Linked DNA regions of Homo sapiens: region 1 is linked to region 2. Evidence: chromatin loops called from intact Hi-C (ENCODE). Cell type or tissue: PC-3. All regions are shown on one strand. Each heading gives the region's core, and the rest is flanking DNA. Links, peaks and the distances in the headings are about the cores only.

Evidence for each region. Peaks named below come from ENCODE experiments on the same cell type or tissue, not always from the same donor. Only the 100,000 strongest peaks of a DNase experiment are listed, where the experiment ranks them.
Region 1: it touches region 2 in a loop (2.0-fold over the local background); 2 of 110 quality-filtered maps call a loop at or near these places.

Annotation. Positions count from the first base shown.
Region 1 is chr4:10,693,086-10,696,007 of GRCh38, reverse strand. It overlaps a transcript of CLNK not described here. Among named protein-coding and RNA genes, the nearest start is that of CLNK, 9.8 kb to the right of the region's middle. In PC-3, for the core only: no CTCF peak of the experiment used is centred there; DNase peaks (open chromatin) are centred at 1,007 and 1,347; H3K27ac peaks cover 2,046 bases.
Region 2 is chr4:10,610,382-10,613,303 of GRCh38, reverse strand. The region is part of intron 2 of CLNK (cytokine dependent hematopoietic cell linker); the gene reads left to right. Among named protein-coding and RNA genes, the nearest start is that of CLNK, 73 kb to the left of the region's middle. In PC-3, for the core only: no CTCF peak of the experiment used is centred there; a DNase peak (open chromatin) is centred at 1,453; H3K27ac peaks cover 916 bases.

The sequences.
Region 1 (2,922 bases), core at 295-2,794, 83 kb before region 2:
GGTAGGCACCTGTAATCCCAGCTACTCGGGAGGCTGAGGCAGGAGAGTTGCTTGAACCCGGGAGGCAGAGGTTGCAGTGAGCAAAGATCACACCAGTGCACTCCAGCCTGGGCAACAGAGCAAGACCCTGTCAAAAAAAAAAAAAAGCTCTAATTGTGATCGAGGACAAGATGAGATTCTCAAAGACAAGGCAGGGGAATTGAATGCTCTATAGGGGTAATAAATGAAACTCTGAGCTGGAAATGCCTCTCCTCTTCCGTCTTCATTATGCTTACCTCTGTACAAAATAGCCTGGTGCACCATGTACTTGGAAAGCTGACCTTGACCAGGCTGTGGGGATATGGAAGCAAACTCCAAGAATATGACTCAGAAGAGAGGGTTTCATCCCCCTTCTCATAACTTGCTTCTGTTATCATAAGATCTGGGAGGCCCTGACGGGCCAGGACAGGGTTAAAGAGAAGCAGGCACAGAGAGGGCCACTGAGTTTAGCTTGAGAGAAAAGGAGAAGCATGGAAGGGCTTGGAGTTGGCCAGGGATGAGCTAGTTAAAGCACAGACCCAGCTGCTTTCTGATTTTATAACATTCAAGCTTTCACAGCTTCAATCTCCTTCCTTTTATTCATTTTTTATTTTTAGTTGACAAATAATAATTGTCAACTAAATTATAAATTGAGAAATAATAATTCTCAATTAAATAATAATTGTCCATATATTTAAGGAGTACAATGTGAGGTTATGGCACATGTATACATTGTGGAATGATTAAATCATGCAAATTAACAAATCCATCAACTCACATACTTATCCTTTCTTTGTGATGGAAACATTTAGAATGTATTCTGTTAGCAATTTTGAAATATACAATACATTACTCTTAACTATAGTTATCATGCTTACTAGAACTGACTCCTCCTGTCTAACTGAAACTTTGTATCCTGTGATCAATATCTCCCCTTTCCCAGTCCACTCCTCCATCCCTGCCAGGCCTCTGTCAATCACCATGCTACTCTCTACTTCCGTGAGTTCATTGCATGATTATTCACAGTAGGCAAGATATGGAAATAACTTGACTGCCCATCAACAGATAAATGGATAAATGGAACACTATTTAGGGTTAGAAAAGAACATTCTATCTTTGCAACAACATGAGTGAAGCTGGAGGACATAAGGCTAAGTGAAATAAGCCAGGTACAGAAGGACAAATGCTGCATGATCTCCTTCTTTTTAAATGGAAATCATGCCCACCCTGAGAAATGTTGGTAGTATATACCACCATAACATAATACAGTCATGAGTCACTAAGTGACTCGGGTGAGTTCTAAGAAATGCATCGTTAGGTGATTTCATAGTTGTGCAAACATTGTAGAGTGTATTTACACAAACCTAGGAAACAATAGCCTCCTGCACAACTAGATTATATGGTATAGTTTATTGTTCCTAGGCTACAAACCTGTACAGCATGTTACTGCACTGGATATGGTAGGAAATCACAACATAATAGTATTCGTGTATCTAAACTTATCCAACATGAAAAAGGTACAGTAAAATTATGGTGTTATAACTTTGTGGGACCTTCGTTGTATATACAGTCCATCATTGACTAAAACAGCCTTAGGCAGTGCATGACTGTGCATGCACAGTTCCTGGGTCTAAGCCCATCCCCAGCCACTGTGTGTGAGTGCCCTTGTTCCTTACCTTCAGGCTCAAGGTGTCTAAAGGTGTGAATACTAAGCTGAAGGCCCATACTTGGTCCCACCTGGCCGGATAGAAATTAAATAGAATTTGGGAATCTAGTATGAATCAGCAAAAGAGGCGGTATATTTGGCTGTACTTATGTCATTGGTGCTTCTGCTGCTGAAAAGACTGACGTGGCAATTGTAGGATCCTCAGGGGTGATTTAGGGACAGGGCCTAGGAATGGTTTCCTCGCCTCTACCACCACCAATAGCAAACGCTGAAGAAGCTGGTACACCATCTCCAGAAGATACGACAGTCTTTTTGTTGAAAAGCCTAGAATATTTGACTGCATTATCTCAAGTGCTATTTAAACAAATTATAGCTGCTATTCATAGGATTTCTGGCCACTGGAGCTGCAAAATGGTTTCAAACTGCGATCTCCTCACTCTGCAACACATGGTTATGGTCCATATGCATCCCTAAGAAATCTCAGATCCTTAATTTGAGATCACATTTATTAAAAACAATTGTTTCACTGTGGATTAAAAGGGATAGGGAACTAGAAATGTGTACTCTTCAGGCATAAATGTTGTTTTTCTATAGGAATTTTCAAAGCAATGATGCATCAGAGTTGTAAATGTATGGCTCTGTATCAGGCACTTAGGGCTGCTGGAACAAGTGCCACCAACTGGGTGGTTTACAACAACAGAAGTGAGTCCTCTCAGGGTTCTGGAGGCCAGAGTCCTAAATCAAGGTGTGGGCAGGGCTGTGCTCCCTCCCAAGCATCTAGGGGAGGACACTTCCTTGCCCCTTTCAGCTTCTGGCAGCCCTAGGCATTCCTTGGCTTGTGGCCACATACCTCCAATATCTGCCTCTGTCTTCCCATGGCTGTCTTCTCCCTGTGTGTCTCTGTTTCTTCAAATGGGGTTCTCTTTTCTGTACAGCTCTCTTCTTTTTTAAGGGTGCGAGTTATCTTGGCTAAGGACTACCCCAGTGATTTCATCTTAACTTGATTACATCTGCAAAGACCCTTTTTCCAAATAAGGTCACATTCTAATGTAACTGGGAGTTAAGACTCCAACATATTTCTTTAGGAGAGTCTTTTCTCCCATCAGCAACATCAGAATCACTTCACATTGCTTTTACACCTAAGAATCCCTTTTACATTCATTGTTACCAGGCTCCTTATACAAGGCTCAAGGATAACCAAATAAAACAGCTATCTTGCAAGTCCAGCTGGTTCCCGA
Region 2 (2,922 bases), core at 186-2,685:
CAAGGCTCACCTTGACCACCCCAAGGACTATTCATACCCACCTGCCCACCCCACCCAGCACTCTGATTCCCCCACCTGCTCTACAGTCCTTCCAGAGCACCTTATCACCTGCTAACATGCTATACCCATTCCTGATTCATTCTGTTTACTGTTATTGTTGTCCTTCTCTGTTCCATGGATAGAGATCCTTTTCTGCTTTGTTCCATAGGAATTAGCCATCTTCTTTATTTTGTTCACTGATATATCTTGAGCACTGAGAGTAATTCTCGGCCCACATTGAGCACTAAGAAAAAAATAAATGTGTTGTTGAATTCATTTTGGTAAAAATTTCTAGCCTAAATACTTACTGAGGACTTGTTCTATTCCAAGCATGGTTGTAAGCATTTTGCATGCATTATCTCATTTAATTCTTACAATATTCTCAATATGTAGCAAAACCTAAACACCTTCGATGCCAAATGCTGCTATTAAACAGTCCCTGGGGAACACAGATGAGATATAATGATTGACTCCAACCCTGGCTTCCTGGGTTTGATTATCTTTTGATAAGTGCTTTGAAAACCCATGTCTCTAGACAACATGATAAGATAGATCTGCCACACCCCAGAGCTCATCAGCATGGGAAATCAACTGTGTACCAAGGGCAGTAGATAAGCCATGGGGTAAATCTAGGATTCCAGCCACTCTCCATTTCCATGAAACCCAGCATGACGCAGTGGAAAGAAACAGTCTTTGGGTCAGATAGGCCTGATACTGAATGCCATTCAGGTGTTTACTGTTGTGCAGCTGCAAACAATATACTTTGCCTCCCTGGGCTTTTCCTCCCAATCTGTAAAGTAGAAATATGGCTTAACCTGAAATGTTGTCAACAGGAATAATTGAGAAAAGTGGCTGACACACTCTCAGCAAGACACTTTGGACGTGGGATCTTTCACAGGCCAATGTGTCCATTGTCTTTTGGGGAATGACTTCAAACTCAGGTGTCTTTCTCAGGACCATGATGTTGGGCAGACCTTGTACAAAAGCTCATTTCTGTCACTTCACACCAATCTGTATTGAACTCTTCCTGTGGGCGGGGCCCCATTCTAAGAGCTGGGAATATGGAAATAAAATAAATGTCATTTTTTTCGCTGAGAGATGTGGGTAGGTTTCTTCAGCTCTCTCAACACTTGGTTACTGAGAGGATCAAATGAGAGATGGGTCTGGAACAAGAAAGCATGAATCCCATGTTCACCTATGCACCTTTTCATTGTAGACATTGTGGGAATACTGGCTGTGACATGCAGCGTTTACTGTTTACAGACAGAGATTTGGCCAATTGTTCATGATGGCTGCTCTTTGGGGGCAGAATCGGGGCTGTAGGGAGAGAGTGGATTGTCAGGGACCAGACCATGGAGGGCCGGTGAGTCATGTTCCAAAGATGGACTGTGACTACAGGCATTAGGAATGCCAGATTTTACAATGAGGATCCTGGCTGCAACACAGTGAATGGATTGGAGGAAGTAAGAAGTGGAGGAAAGGAAGGGGAGAGGGTGCTGGAGATTCTCAGAGGACAGAAGGCAGGAGCCACCCCCAGGAGCAGCACATCATTGGGCCTCACTCTGTCTTCTCATTTCCCTCCCCTACCTTGTTTTCCCTTCTTTTTTGTGGACCTGCTGGGATCATAAAGTGTGGCACCAGGAGATAGAGGAAAGGCTATTTTCCTGGGGGGCTCCTTCTCTAGAAGCCCCTCTGGCACTCACGGGAGGCCCCTCCCAGCTTCCCTGCAGACTGCAGAAGAAGGTCCACTACATTTTTTTTTTTTTTTCAGACTTAGCCTCCCTCTGTGGCCAGGCTGGAGTGCAGTGGCATGATTTCAGCCCACTGCAACCTCCACCTCCCAGGTTCAGATGATTCTCATGCCTCAGCCTCCTGAATAGGTGGGATTACAGGCACCCGCCACCATGCCCAGCTAATTTTTGTGTTGTTTGTTTGTTTGTTTGTTTTTGAGACGGAGCCTTGCTCTGTCACCAGGCTGGAGTGCAGTACTGTGATCTTGGCTCACTGCAACCTCTGCCTCCTGGGTTCAAGCGATTCTCCTGCCTCAGCCTCCCAAATATCTGGGATTACAGGCACATGCCACCACACCCAGCTAATTTTTGTATTTTTAGTAGAGACGGGGTTTCACCATGTTGGGCAGGATGGTCTTGATCTCCTGACCTCATGATCTGTTTGCCTCAACCTCCCAAAGTGCTGGGATTACAGGCGTGAGCCACTGCGCCCAGCCTAATTTTTGTATTTTTAGTAGAGATGGGGTTTCACCATGTTGCCCCGGCTGGTCTCGAACTCCTGACCTCAAGTGATCCGCCTGCCTCGGCCTCCCAAATCGCTGGGATTACAGACGTGAACCACCATGGCCAGCTCATTATGTCTTTTTTACTCAGGCTATTTATGGGGTGTCTACTTACCAGGTACAAATCAAGTTTTTATTTTGAGGATTCATACGTGTGTGTGTGTGTGTGTGTGTGTGTGTGTGTGTGTGTGTGTGTGTGTTGCTTTTTTATGTTGTTTTCTATCACGCATCCAGAATCTTTCAGGCATGACCACCTATAAATTAAACCACCAGGAACACGTCTATGGACCTATAAAAGGGGTAATTCACTGTTGTTATTTTATTTGCTCATTACATACATTGATGGTCTATTAAAAGCTACATCTCTTGACAGTCGAGACAGAGAAAAAAAGGAGAAAGCATTTGAAAAATGAGATGTAAGGCCTCTCTTTGTCTAGGTTCATTTATTTCCTCTTGCTGAATCAAAATTTAAACCAAAAAGAAGAGGGGGGAAAAAGCTTTTATGGGTTTTCTGGAAACCTGGGCATCAAAGATTCAGGATTATTTTCTTGTTTTCTAAATTAGATCAGCTTTTTTTGTCTTTCTCTTTT